Regions from separate parts of the Homo sapiens genome. Here region 2 is linked to region 1. A link is a contact called in ENCODE Hi-C data. All regions are on one chromosome and are shown on one strand. The core of a region is the stretch at or near the end of the contact, and the rest is flanking DNA. Distances in the headings are between cores, read along the strand shown.

What was found. Hi-C counts contacts between places; a loop is a spot of excess contacts on that map. Pooled maps may share reads with other maps.
Region 2: a pooled map shows a loop between it and region 1 (2.3-fold over the local background). The contact joins two enhancer-like sites. A Hi-C loop is called at or near these places in 3 of 37 single-sample maps with no recorded cell type and 5 of 50 pooled maps.

Annotation. Positions count from the first base shown.
Region 1 is chr5:132,092,208-132,099,510 of GRCh38, reverse strand. No RefSeq gene overlaps it. Among named protein-coding and RNA genes, the nearest start is that of CSF2, 22 kb to the right of the region's middle. RefSeq lists enhancers at 1,041-1,335, 4,164-5,363. Within about 2 kb of position 4,855, at least 3 of the 41 ENCODE cell types and tissues checked have a DNase peak (open chromatin) inside an H3K27ac peak, as active enhancers do.
Region 2 is chr5:132,748,590-132,756,311 of GRCh38, reverse strand. CCNI2 (cyclin I family member 2) reads right to left here. Exons shown (of 6, transcript NM_001039780.4): 3 at 6,890-6,964; 4 at 5,315-5,455; 5 at 4,116-4,346; 6 at 1,909-3,446. The coding sequence ends at 3,342. It overlaps SEPTIN8 (septin 8), which reads left to right. Exons shown (of 10, transcript NM_001098811.2): 10 at 4,131-5,493. The coding sequence ends at 4,296. Among named protein-coding and RNA genes, the nearest start is that of CCNI2, 5.0 kb to the right of the region's middle. RefSeq lists an enhancer at 4,462-4,671. Within about 2 kb of position 2,996, at least 3 of the 41 ENCODE cell types and tissues checked have a DNase peak (open chromatin) inside an H3K27ac peak, as active enhancers do.

The sequences.
Region 1 (7,303 bases), core at 3,606-6,105:
GAAAGGTCTTAGTACTAGCAAGCTCTTAGTAAATGTCACTTTCCCTTTTTCTTTCTCAAAGAGGTGGTGAAGCATGAACAGCTGGGGTCCCCAAACCAATTTGACTAATTGCCTTTCTGTAGAAGTAATGTGCCAATCAGATGCCAAGACAGCCTCCTCCCTGTGGTTTTCTCACTCTTCAGGAAACTTTCACTGTTGCTAACAGGGTCTTTAGATTTGTCAAAGGTTTCTCGGTGATGTTGACACACTGATGTGATGATGAGTTTCTGCATCGGGGCACTGTGGCGCCCAGACAGCCTCCATCTATGTGCTCACCGTTTCCATATCAGTCACTCTGCTGGTGTCACATGAGCAAGAGGCATGATCTCTTCAGCAGAACAGTTTGGTTCTACAGACACACACCGACATCCATATCACTCCTTGTCCCCCCACCCCCAGGTTGTTATGGGACTGTTGAAAAATTACTTACCTGTGAGGTAGGTACTATTATTCCCATTTTATAGATGAAGAACAAAGGTTCAGAGAGGCTTGTTATATGAATTAAGTGAATGAGTATATGCAAAAATGCTTAGTACCACTGTGCCTAGAACTTAGTAAATGCTTGAGAAAGGTTAACCATTGTTAATAAATGTTAATCATTGTCAGTAGTTCAAGAAAGGAAGGATTTTCTCCAAAACTACACTTTTGTTATAAAAGACAGTAGGCTGACTTAACATTAGGTCACAACTTTATCTTAGCTATTTGAATCATTTGATTCTGAATAATATTGTTGGCATGTGGCACATTACAATTTTTAAATGAACAAAACAAAAAAGGTTATAGTCTGTATAGTAGAAGCATTTTCATACAGGGAATAATTGGATATACTTGACTTTATGGATGAGAAAATCCAGGTACCTGGAAGGATGCTACCCAAGGGCCATCTTTGGATATGGGATGCTCTTTACTTGTTTGAATTTTTAACAGTAAACTTAAATCATTCTTAGGACAATAGGCTAGTTTGTAAAGATGTCTCTGAAATGTCCGGTAAGATTTGTGTGGTACCTGTGTGATTAACTGTTTTCAGTGGTTACATTGCTTTATCTGAGGGGCCACCTGACTGTGCTGACACCATGATGGACAGCCCAAGTCAGGGTGCATGAGATAGTGAGGCCTAGCAAAACAGATTCCTTAGAAGTGCCCAAACTTCCCTCTTCAGCTGAGGTTGGTGACTGCTCAGACCCAGAGCCGTGCACATGCTTAGTCATTTGATCACTGTCTGAGAAAGCCTTCTCTCTGGGTAGAAACGTAAGAACAACTTGAGGTTTGTAGTATCCCTCTCAAGCTTGTCCAATCCACGGCCTGTGGGCCACATGCGGCCCAGGACAGCTTTGAATGTGGCCCAACACAAATTCATAAACTTTCTTAAAATATTATGAGACTTTTTTCTTTTAAGCTCATCAGCTATCATTAGTGTATTTTATGTGTGGCCCAAGACAATTCTTCTTCCATTGGGGCCTGGGGAAGCCAAAAGATTGGACACCCCTGCTCTATACACTGGTTGGTGGTGAGTGAGGGCTCAGGTAAACATGAGACATCTTTGACAGCTTCAGGATAACAAAATCTCTAGGTCCAGAAGTTCTACTTGCAGGCCTCCTGTAGAACTGGCATATATGAGAACAGGAATCTCATCTTTATTCTGTTTAAATCCTGGAGATTTGATTCATGGCACCTGCCAGTGTGGACATTTGCATGTGAATCTCAGATACACTGGCTTCATTAGCCTGTAAAACAGTTCAAGAGACAGGCCAAGTTCCCAAATGGTCTCTCAAGAAAGCTATAAAATTGTGCAGAAGCAAAACATTTGAGTACCTGCCTTTCAGCCATGATGTTTTCTATATTGGAAGCCTAGTATCATCCTGATTCAACATTTTCCTGGGCTCATTCTTAGAGTCCAGGGCAGCCCAGTTTGAAAATGGCATAATTCTCATACTCTCTGACCATTGGGGTCCCACTACCGGGTACCAAACTGTGAGGGGGTATATTACTGGATGTGTCACAGACATCCACCCTGCCCCACACCACTGAGATTTGCTGATTGGAGTGACTTTAATGGATAATTTCTGCCCCAACACTGAATGCTCACACAAGGCCCTTGACTCTTCCCTGGTATTCCCATTTATGCTTCAATTGTCCTTGCTTCCATTTCTGCCCCCTTCACCTTGGCATCCCCAGCCCTCTGCTTTGATATCTTTGTGGCTTGGATGCTGAGTGGAGAGGAGAGCTCTCTTTGGTGGTGAGCAGGAGATGACTAGTGGACCTCTGATGACAATTGACTCTCTCTCCTCCTGGCAGCCGCCTTCCCTCGGCTCTACCACTACCACTGTTCAAACATTGCTCTCTGCTCTCCCCATGGCCAGGAGCTCAAAAGCTGCTACAGACCAGGAGGATTCCAGCTTGGACACCTTATGACCAATGAGCTACAACTTCAGTGGGCATCATCTGGGCATCAGCTTGGATTATGACCAGGTCAAGGTGCTGAGTGCCAGGCAGTCAACAAGCAACTGCTGTGGCGTCCACCTGTCAAAGTTCTGTCAGTTCAAGATGCAAGAGCACCAGGTTGAAGGGCACTTGCTGCATGTCAAGTTCAGTTCTTTTTATGATTAGAGTCAGAGTTCCCTGCAAGTGAGAACAGAGCCCAGCTAGACCTGGCCCCAGGGCTCCCTTGCTGTCTGTTCCCTCTTCCTTCTGGATACTTCTGGCCCTGTCCCAGGGCATTTGACAGGGGCCTCCAAGTACCTAGGCCAACTGAGGAGCAGAGGTAGAGGTGTTGAAAAGCCTCCACCTGCCAAGACCTTGAGCACTGAACCCAGGCAGCCTCCTGTGCCCCAGCCTCTGTCCTCTATTCCTTTGTGAGCCCTTCTTTGACCACTTCTCCCCCTTTTTACCCTCACTCTCCAGTTCAGGCCATCAACTCTGGCGAAGCAAATATAAAAACCTTCTCACTGATCCCCTTACTGACTTTTGGCCAGCACAGTAGCCTGAGGGATCCTTTAAAAACATAAATCCAGCTCCTTCTTGTCAGTCAGGTCTCAGCCAAATGTCACCTTCTCAGAAAGGCTCCCATTGACCATCTAAAATCTTCCATGCCATCATCACATATTCTATTTATTTTATTTTTATTTTAAAAATAGGTTTAAAGGGCACAAGTGTGGTTTTGTTACATGGATATATTATGTAGTGGTGAAGTCTGGGCTTTCAGTGTAGCCATCACCTGAATAGTGAACATCGTACCCAATAGGTAATTTTTCAACCCTCACTCCCTCCCATCTTTTGAAGTCTCCAATGCCTGTTATTCCACTCTGTATTTTATTTTATTATCTCCACTGACATTATCTTGAGCATTCTTTTGTTTACTGCTTTACTGTCTTCTTTACTACCTTGTAAGCATCAAGAGGGCAGACAATTTGTCCCGCATGGCCCTAATGCCCAGGACAGTGCCTGATAACATGGTAAATTGGTACTCAAAAAGTATTTATTGAATGAATGAATGAATGAATGAATGAATCCATTCTTAAGAAGAGCTCACATTGCCAGTCACTGGGCTGTCAAGCAGTCCTCAGGCTGACTTGAGTGCTGAGTGGAGAGGAGAGCCTCTCCTTGTGGCGAGCAAGGCATGAGCCTGCCATAACCCCAGGAGTTACGGGGCAAGGCCTCTTGGCCTAGTGGATGCCAGCCAGTAGGCCACGGGTCTCTTTAAAAGCAACAGGAAGCCAAGTCCTGGAGATAAGAAGTGTGGCTGCCAGCGTGATAGAGGTGGGAAGAGGGCTGAAGGGTGGAGAGGTGGGGGCTGCCGGGCACCTCTGTGCTGCTCCCTGGGGATGCCCAGACCTCTGTGGCTGGCTGGCCAGCACCACATGCTTCCTGTGGAGAGCAAGGAGAGGAGATCCCCTCCAAAGGCCCTGGAGCTGGGACTGCCCCAGCAGCCTCACCCTTGTCCTCACTGTGGTGGTTAAGACGCAGGGCTACTGTCCCACTTCTCTGCCATTCATGGACACTAGGGCAGCTGCCATAGGGCAAGTGTCATATCCATGTGCTCTCTGCACCTGGCTCCCTGTGCTTCTCTGTGTTTTAGACTCTTCATTGGTACAATGGATTCCTCCACACTGGTGATTGTGAAGAGTCTGGGAAGTCTGGGAGGAACTGGGGACTGGGGGCTAGAGTCTCAAGGAGGAGTGAGGGTCTGGAGGGCTGAGATACTAGATATGAGAGGCAGCCCGGGTGTGGTGGATGGGCTGGCAGGGGCTAGCTAGCATTTGGATGCAACATAACAAAGACCTGGCATCCCTTTCAGTGTCTCATCCCGGCTGGTTGATGCCAAGTAGCAGGAAGAGTGATGAAAGGGCACCTGAGGAGACTCAGAGACTTTGGTTTAAGTGTTGTATCTGCCACTGTCTGGCAGACAAGTCGTTTCTCTGCTCACAGCTTCAGTGATGCGTCTGTGAAACGGGTCATGTTCTCTCTCTCACATGATCGTGGTGAGCATTAAGGAAATTATGTAAATCATTTCAGTGACTCTTCAGGCTTCAGCTCCCCATTCCTGCTGGGGTCATCTCCTAGGATAGTGAGGATGTCTGTGGACACAAACTAAGGAAGCCAGAAAACCGCTGTCCTGACTCAGTGTCTTGCCCCACCCTGGCCTCTGGCCCAGATTCTGGAGGCCTTAGTCAGGGGGTGGGGGTCTGTTTGCCCAGAGCTGGGGTTTCCCTATAGATCCTGTGGGACAGAACAAGTGCAGCCCACTGGAAAGCCCTTGAAACAGTTGGATGTCACCCTGTCTGAGAGGAGCTTAAAGCTGCCAGAACGGACTGGTGGACTGGTTGGATCCGCCCCCTTGGGAAAATCCAGGCATGAGCTGTCACCTGGACCTGAGTACAGTTCCTGTCCATCCTGCACTAGCGAGGCCATGGGGAATGCTCAGAAGGGGAGGCGTCGCGTGAAACCTGCTTAATATACAGCCTGTCCAAAGGTCCCAGCCCCCAGCCACCTGAACTGCCAGGACTGTTCCATTTCCCTATCCTCCACAGGCCTGCCCCGAGGCCCCTGCCAACAAATGTCACTTCCCCACACCAACCTGCTTCCTCCAGGATTGGTATTTTCTGACTTCTATGTTTTTCATGGCTTCTTTGATGCCACCGCTCCTGTTTCTCTTTCTCCTCTGTGACCAGTTCTTACAAGCCTCTTACACAGCTGCCTCCTCCTCTGCCCATCTTCTAGGTTTCCAAGTTCCTTGGGGCTTGGTACTTCTCTCTTTGGCTACCCTACAGGTCTCAAACTTGCGGTCTAAAGGCCAAATCAAGGTCTGCACCCTCCAACAAGGGTCCCTACCTTTTCTTAACCTGCCACCCTACAAACAACACTTCAGACTAGTGGTGTTCCCAGACATGTTTCTGCATGCCCCTCTTTGGGGAGAAACTCCACGATTATGGAGCCATCCTAAATGCGAGCTACTAGGTCCAGATTTCTTTGATCTAGCTTCAGCCTATCCCCACCACACCTCTTACCAGATCACCTGGCCTGGTTGAAGGGCTTTCTTTAAGGCATCCCATCACAAGCATGTTTTTCTCTGCCCCTTTGCCACCTGGCAAACGACTCCTCCTCTTTTCATAGACTGACCAAGAAACTATAGCCGCCCCAACCCAGATGATACTGATTCTGCTCACTACTGCTAGGGACAAAAGCTGCCTGACAGGTGTCTCTGATACCTGGTGGCTGAGATACAGTGAGTACTCAATATTAGATGGGGAGAGGGACCCTGTAGCCATTTCTCCTGAGGAGTTGAGTACCTGAGAATGGCAGAGTGAGGCTCTTCCCTGGGCTTATGTGTCACAATAGGAAAGCAACAGAATCCCAGTTGCCAGGGTTGTGGGGGGAAGCGTGGTTTGTAAGCATCAGGCTCTGACCCATCTGCCCAGGGACAAGATTTGTACAGGCTTTTTAAGGTGGTCTTGTGGATGCTGTGATACACAGCTCAGACCCCCCCGCCCCATCCCCTTTATGAATGAAAGATTTATTTCACCAGCTGGTGGGAGAGCTGCCAGAAGACAGCCCCAGCTGTCAGCCCTATTTTGGACTACTGCTAAAAAATAATTGCCTTGTGTAAGGTCACACCTACTTCTGTAGGGAGCCCACGTCTACCAACTGATAAATATGAAGGTATAAAGGCTTGGCTCCCTCTCCTTCTTGGGAAAACTCTGAAGGATCATCACAGATGAGCACTCCTGGTCTCAGCTGGAACCTCGGCTGGAATTGCATAGTAGCTCCACTTCTCCTTTTGCCTAGTCCTGTTTCAGTCCTCATTTCCACTGATGTTGACCCCAAGATCTTTTCCTAATAAAGGTCCTACATGCTCATATCCTACTCAGTCTGTTTCCTATAGAACCTAATCTATGGCATCTGGCTTTAGGAGTGACAGAAAAAAAATGAGATGCTAAGATATGATTTTGGAGCTGGATCATCCACTGTTGGCTGCCAATGAGGACTCCCATCACAGGTGGCAGGTGAAGCAGACAGCTTTTGGCCCATGGTAATAATTGTTAAAACTTTTACCTATGTTGGAAGAGAATGCATTAGATGGTGCAGTGCCTCAGGTGTTTGAGAAATATGGGGGAATTAGCCACTGCAAGGACAATGGAATTGCTAAGCTTGACTAACTTTCAGTAAAAGAAAATGGAGAGCTTAGAGTGATTAATTGGCAATGAAAACATAAGCATGAAAGCCGTAGGCCTCTTTGGTGCATCTATAGAAAAGAAGAAAAAGCAGAGAATCAGACCCAGACTTCTGTCAAAGTAGTTAAGCTTCAAAGAAGGTTATATTCCCAACCAAGGCAGGTCTTCTATGCCAAGGGCAGAGCCCTGGTTGGGGAAGAATGAGACCCTGACACGTGGGATGAGGACCTCTGTTGCACCTGAATATCTTGAATCCTCAGATTTCACTAAACACTCTGGACCTGCAGAAGTGACCTACTCATCTCTGTTAAAAGCTAGAACTTGCTTCTTACTTTAAAAAGAAAATGCGGAGGCTTCTGTCCTGCAAGACATGCTCTCATTCCATGTTACCTCTTTGTGCTAGGCCAATAACTAGGGTTAAGTCAAAACCTAACCTGGCCAGACATGCTGAACTTGCTAGTGTAGAAAAGGACTATACCTCAAAGGAAATTCTGGTCATATCCAGAGAGTACTAGCAGGAGCTTGGAGAGTATGCACAGGACTGGATTCTGGACCAAGGGGGTGGAACAGAAATTTGAACAAAAGAGTTTATGGAT
Region 2 (7,722 bases), core at 1,747-4,246, 660 kb before region 1:
AACCAGACCTGTCCCAGGCCGATGTGGAAATATGTTCTTTCTAGTTGTGGGTACCCTGATCTAGGTGGTTTGTAATTGTGCATTACTGACTGCATATGTTTGTGTATGTGTAAATGTGGGCTCCCTGTTAAGTGGGGCTCATGGATACGAGGCCTGAGGAAGTGTGGCTTGCTAGTCTGTTACGTTAACATGCTTTTCTAAAATTGCTTCACGTGTTAATTCATTTACTCCTGCATTCATTGACTGTTTTTGTTCTTTTCCATTCACTTTGTACTTATTTTTTTCATTAAATTTTGCATTTATTTTGAGTTTTTGTGGTGTCTTTTTTGGGCAGTAGCTTTTCTGATTTAACGTTTCCTGAGCCCATTAATCTGCTACAACTGTGGTAAAATACAGCTTGTCTGTTCTTTGAATTTTGTGGAGGTTGATCTACTTCTGTAGGAATTGTTTTAATAGGAAACCCTGCTACAGACATCTGTGAAAGGCTCTTGCATAGGTGGGGGATGGAGGGAAGAGTCACAGGAAAGTTACAGGAAGGTAAAGGGGCAGCCTGTGGTCCATGAATCTTTATTGGTTAACTGGGTGCAGGACATGAGAAAAGGGGCACCTGCCCTTGAGGAGTGTTCCTCCTTAACACAAAGGCTTGCCACGGGACTACTAATATTCGAGTGCCAGGACTGCTCGGAACCATATTACATGCATTAACTCCTCTAATCCTCATCCTAATCCTATGATTAGGGACCATTCATCCCCATTTTATAGCTGAAGCACAGAGGTTTAAGTAATTACCCAAGGTTACATGGCAAGTAACTGGAGAAGTTGAGATTTGAACGCTGGTAGTCTGTACCCTTAAATCCTGAGCTACACCTGCTCCTTGGCATCTCAATGGAATGATGGAAGAGTAGTGAAAGTGTGGCTAGTGTTAAAGTACACAGCCTGATGGTGTGGGCTGGTGGACCTGAGACTGTTTTTTAGAGGTAGAAAGCCCTAGGGGACAGGCAAAAGTGGCTGAGGAAGAGCAGACTGGTGAAAAGAAGTGATAAAAAGTATGTGGGTTTGTTTTTTAAGGAGCTTTCTCCATTGAGCACTAGGTAGGTTTGGGAAGACCAAAATGAGAAAATGGGGACCCCTGCAGGGAGAGTGGTATGAACACATCCCTAATGCAGGCATAGCTCAGCTCTACTTGTGCAGGCAGCAGGGAGGCAAAGTAAAGTATTCACCAAGCTTTGAAGGACAGAGACTCTCCAGGAAGCCAGGGGGAGGAGGGCCTCCTAGGTGGTGGAAACATCATCAAATGACTTGGCTCATTCATTTCAGGGAAGTACTGTTTGGACAAGTTTAAGACAGGTCTATGATGCTCCCCCTGCCCTGTTCCTCCCTGAGCCCACCTACCTTTCTTTCTGCCATAGCATCTGCCTCTGAGCTTTTTCCATCTCCATTTTCTTCAGCCTCATTCCTTCACCAATCCCTGCCTTTCAATAGCTGGGGTCAAAAGGAAAATAGATTGTATCCATATTTCTCCCTGAGAAATGTTTCCCAATCTCTGAGTTGAGGTGGGATAGGAGTTCCTAATGTCAGAAAAGAATATTAGAGGGAAGTAGGATGGGACCTGGGGCCCCACGGCAAGCTTGAAAAGCACATAAGATTTTTAAAAATCCACGAGTGGGACTTCGGCAATACAAAAGTGAGCTTCCCTATAGAAGAGTTCTATCATTTATAGAAAGCCAGAGCAGAAGGTTGTCTCTTACCCCAGTCCTAGGACTCACATGTCTACCCTCTGCTTTCTCCAAGAGGTTTGAGTTGGATCAGCTCTCAGAATCCAGCTCACATCCATAGCCACCTGGTTAAGCAGCAGATGTCTTCCAGCAGTTCCCCTAAAGCCTGGGATGCCTAAACTGGTATGGGCCCTCAGGATGTCCTTCTGCCTCATGCACTGTGGTCCCACTTACACTGGAAGGAAGGAGGCAGAGGGCACTCAACGGCCACCACTGGAAGCTGTGAGCAGCATGGCCTCAGCATCTCCATCTGTAAAATGGGTTCTGGACTAGAGGAGAGTTCTTGATATGACCTAGGAGATAGTGTTCCAAATGTATCTGACTCTCGCAAGGCTAAATGCATGGTAGCTCAAAATAAGACTCATACAGGATCGGAAGCAATTAAAGTGTAATTTTAACGAAAGCACCAACAAGCAAAAGTGTGTCAAGAAAAAATACAGATGTATACTAACTCTATAATATAGACAATTATAGTATATCTGGCCCTTGACCACTTTGCACCTAGTAAATCTTTCCCCTCCCACCCCATGGCTTAGCACATTTACACAAACACACCAAAAAAAAAAAAAAAAAAAAAAAACCATAGTTCACAGTGGAAGACTTCACAAACCACCTCTGAATGTGTGGCTCAGTCATTCATGCCCCCAACACAACTTACACAGCCCCAGCTGGCATCTTTGTCAGCTGCACTCCCCTGCTTAGAGAATGGCTCTGTGGTAGCACAGCATGAGAGAGGCAGCCGGCTCCTCCTCCTGGCAGCACTGTGGTTGGAGCAGGCTTGGCCTCAGAACCTGCTCATCCCAACAGAAAGCATTCAGAGCTGTGCCTCCCATCACAGGTGTTAGCCTATAATACCCATTCATTAGCACAAAATCCCTCTAGTTAAACTAATAACTGAAACCACTTTGCTTAAGAGTAACAAAGGAAAGATATGCCTAAAGCTTGCTCAAGTTACATTAAACAAAGCATACTTTATAATCCAGTCCTTGTAAAGGGAAGACATAAGTCATAGCCATGGTTGGGTAAATGCATCTGCAGAGACTGTCCCATGTGAGGAGTGGCAGGCAGGGTAGTTGGGACTGGAAGCACCACATATGTGTTTGGGATAAGCCTGGGAAGTTGGAAGGACCTGGCCAGCTCTGGCAGGTAGAGCAGCAAGAACTGGTCAGAGCTAGCCCCAGCCCTTCAGCCCTGAGCCAGGCCTGCCTCTTGGTTTCATATTCCAGCGCTCCCAGGGGCCAATGCCAACCCTTGCTGGAGAAGGAAGGTAAAACAAGCTGCCATTTGAACATTCATTCATACTCCCTGGCTTCAGGCCCAGAGGAGAAAAAGGGAAGACAGGGTCATAGTCTATCAGACCACCCTGACCTCTACTGACCTCAGCCTGCCTTTCCCCTCTCCCCTTTATTTTTTTTCCAAGGGCTCAGTTGGGAACTTTTTCTCAGTTGCTCTTCCAGAGCCACCTTCCCTTTTTACAGGATTCATAACAAGCCAAAGAACTCATGGTAGTCCAAGCAAGGAGGTTTCACACTATGCTCTGAAAGCCCCGGGGTGGAGGCAGAGGGGCTAGTTGGCAGGTGACACAAAGTTGTCTGTGCAGGAGGATGACTGAAGACTTCTCAGTTGCTGCATTACAAGTTCCTTGCAGCAGCTGTACTGCATATCACCAACCTGTATTAGAATAGAGTGGCCATCTTCAAGCAGAACCATCATACATTCTAAGAAATTGGCAATTGAGTGCCAAAATGTTAGCATGAAGCAAGTTCAGGAAGGTCCAACCACCCAACTAAGGACCACTAATCCTACCATCTCAGGGACATCCATTTCCAACCTCAGTAAAGTTGTCATTAGTCTAACTATGCATTCCATCCTAACCTATCTGTTCTGAGGGATTCTGACACACCCCTCTCCTCCTTGTGCCCCCACAATGCTTGCCTCATGGTACCCCTGTACCTGGTACCACACACTCATACAAAGGAGAGGTGAAGGAGTTTAGAATTTATGCTCCTCAGTATTAAGCTCAGGGTTGCTTCCTCCTAAGCCAGACATACCCCTGACTCCCCACAGTCCTCTTGGCTACAAGGGCTCCCATTGAGATAAAGATTCTCTCACTCTCAGAGACCACCCCCATTGGTCCAGTGAAGGGAACACATGTCCCATCTCAAGTGCATAGAGCGTGACCAAGTGTGGAAAGCCTAGCCTTTGGGCAGACTCTTTCCAGGGTTATGGCCAGAACATTTTCCAGAGGCTACAAGGGCAAAGGGTACCCCTTTGGGGTCAGAGTGTGTCAGCTAAAGGGGCAAAACACAGAGCCTGGTCTGGGGCAAAGTTGATGTCTACCTGTGCTTTCTTTAGCAGATCAGATATAGGAGCACACCAGCCGGGCATGAGCCTCTCCAGCTCTAAGGTGATGATGACCAAGGCCAGTGTGGAGCCCTTGAACTGCAGCAGCTGGTGGCCCGCCATACAGTGCTGCAGCTGCCTGGTCAGGGATGCGACGTGGAGGGAAGGATTCCTCTGAGGCAGCAGCTCCAACACATGGGGCCAGCTCAGGACCACCAGGGCATGGAACTGGAGACCATGGTTTTTAATGTTAGAACAGAAAACGCCATACTTTTCCTATATCAATGATCAAAAGTGCAAACAATTTAAATTTCCATCAGGGAACATCAAATGTTGCCCAACCCTTTTCATTCCTATCCATGGCTCCGTAAGGGGCTTGAGGCTTAATGCCCATCCTGTGGCCAAGCTGAGCTTCCACTCCGGGACCAAAAAAAAAAAAAAGTCTGCTTTGTGACATCATCGTTATGAGCGGAAAGTACCTAGATGACAATGTTTCCATTCTGAAAAATAGAAACATACTATTCAAGACCAAGGTAGCAGAAAAGTTACTTGTATCTGCTTATCATAAGACGAAACTCTGCAACTTGGCAACGGTGGCCAGTTTTCGTAATGAAACAGTCTTTAGTAATTTAATCTTCATGCTTCATAACAAACCAAAACCCCATGAGATTTCCACATTGCATAATTTTGCCTTACTAACAGAATCATATCCTTAAGGATGACCATCATTCCCCCAACTAAAACAAATACAAACTAATGTATGATATTTTTTTAAGTGCCAGATCAATATGGTCTAAAGCTTCAATAAGGATTGTGTGTAGGTGAATAAAGACAGCTAAGTGAATGTGTGTAAAGTGTAGCAAAAGCAGACAGATATTTATGTACAGTATTCATAGAATGGAAAGTTAAATATTTTTGCAGTGTGTATTTAAAAGAGAAACTCACCATAATAGTGCCGTCTAAAAATCTTTGTAAAGTTAATTTAATGTCCTTTAGAAGTGGGAGTCTGGTGGAACTGTGTTGGATTTAAGATACCTTTTCACTCTTCCGTATGTCATGAGCCTTGTGCGTCACCTCACTGTGGTGCATGTGCAAGGGCGTGTGCACGCCTGTGCTTTGCCATCCCATGTTGTAAACAGCTGTTCCAAAGGCACAAACGAGTTTAGGGTAGACTCTGTAAACACCTCCTTACTCACTATAGTCAAGAAGTCCAGCGGCGTCCCAATATAGAGGTCCCAGTGCAGTCTGTCCAGAATAGCCAGCTCCATCCTCAGCAGCTCATTCGGGGAATAGTCAGAGCCATAGTGCTTTGTGAAGTCTTTTACTTGTGGAATAAACTGTAAAAAGAAAATAAAGAGGCCAAAGCCCTACATCATGTCATAGTAGCTTTTGTTTTCTTACCCATGGGGACTGGGCATTCATGACCTTAGTGGAGTTGTCTTCCTGTGGCCTGCCACAGAAAATGCTTCTGAAAGAAATACTAAACCAGATCTTGGCTATCTGTCAAATCCTCAGGTAGTTATGTAGTGAACATCACATGGTCCCCCTCTGAAACCGGGTCTTGATCCCCCAGCTGCATGCTAGCTCATACCCAAAGGTGCTTTGGAGGCTGGGGCTGTGCCATCTCCCCTGTTCAGCTGCAAGAACTCACCCCAAGCTTTCCAGGAGCCATGGGTTCTGCCTCTCCCTATTCCTGATCCCTACCGTGGGTACTGGGCATAGAGAAAAAAACTATGCTTTTGAGCTTCCTAGTCTGTACCAGACACATTGATAAAACCTCCTATGGGTTTTTTAGCATCGCAACTGCAAACACATTTCCTTCAACCTTGATTGAAGGTGGTTCAGTTCTGGAAAAACTATGGCTTTTCCCACAGAGGGACTAATGAGGCTTGTCTATGAGTAAACATTTGAGTACCAAGTACATTAAAGGCTTGATCCTATGTTTTTAGATAAACAGAAGTATTACTATAACCTCCAGAAAAAGGGTCACTTGATTTTTAGTTGGACAAAAGCAACTTGGGCATTAATTCTATTCTAATAAACAGGAGTTTAAAACATTTTTATTGAAGGTTTGGAACTGGACACACAACTTCTTCCCTGCCTCCTCAGACCCAGAGATCAGCTAAGGGTGACCCCCGTGGCAATGGCAGTGATTTCACCATCCCCAAACTGGGAGAAGTTGGAGGGAGGTAGGAAAGCTTGGAAAGGGTATTAGGAGATGATCTCCTCCTGAACAGATGCCACAGTGAAATTCAGCCATCCAGCCATGCCTGAAATGCTCATGGGCCCCTTGTACTTTACCCCCAGCACATGGCCCTCCTGTCCCTCTCAGGGGTCCCAGAGTTCCCAAGGACCAGCTTCATTGACACAGCCAAGTCCTCAAGTCTCAAGCAGCTTTCTTAGACATAATTGCTTGGGGTGGATGTTAAGTCACATGGTTTGGGAGGCCTTTTTCCTTGCTCAACAGCAGATGCCCCTGTTTAGAGAGAGGTAGCATCTGTCATCAACCAGTGAGGCCAGATGTATCTGTCAAGAGTTCAGGTCTCTAGGTTTGGTGGGCCAGGACAGTTCAGCTGCTCTACTTGTTCATTTGTGGGGTCTCAAAGCCTGACAAGCCGATGGAAGGGATAGCAGAGATGCCGGCAAGTTGGTGACTTTTTCAAAACATCCACCATACCTAAGGGCACAGACCTATCAGGAAACTGGAGTCCTCCAATGTTACACCCCTATACCTCAAGTGCAGCCCAGTGTGGACTTCCAAGGATGCATACCTCCTCTTCTTCATTAACTTTTGCAGCGAGCCTCAAGGAAGTAATTGTGGCGCAATGCAGGTATTTCTCTTTTACCTGCAGTATGGAACAAACACATTTGAGCAGAATATGAATGCCAGAAACAAACTGAAAAGCATCTGTGTTTGTTTTCTTTTATACACTTTTTTGACATGGAGTCTCACTCTGTTGCCCAGGCTGGAGTGCAGTGGCATGATCTTGGCTCACTGCAACCTCCACCTCCTGATTTTGAGCGATTCTCCTGTCACAGCCTCCTGAGTAGCTAGGACTATAGGGGCGGGCCACCACACCTGGCTAATTTTTGTATTTTTAGTAGAGACAGGGTTTCACCATGCTGGCCAGGATGGTCTCCAACTCCTGACCTCAAGTGATCCACACCCCTTGGCCTCCCAAATTGCTGGGATTACAGGCGTGAGCCATTGCGCCCAGCCGTTTGTTTTAATAAGCTTTTTTTTCCCATTTTTAAAAGGCTCAATTTCTCCACAAGACAGAATGTTAGTGCCGTTTTTAGATCTGACCAACGAAGATGCTCCTGATTTCAGAACTGCAGATGACTGGGCAGTATTCCTTCATTTCGGGACTGACTGGAGGTGGGAAATATGGCACCTTCTCAGGGAACCCAGTCTCATCCTAGCCTCAAGCTGCCCTCGACAGGTCGAGACAAGCACATCCTACCTCATTACACAGGAAGCCCTTTCCCAGCTAGGTCCTCTCACGCTCCCCAAGTCCAATCCTGATGACTACATGACCCTGAGACAGCCAGTGTAGGATGTGGAGAGGTTCCAACACCAGCTCTTCCACTCGGAGCAAGTTAG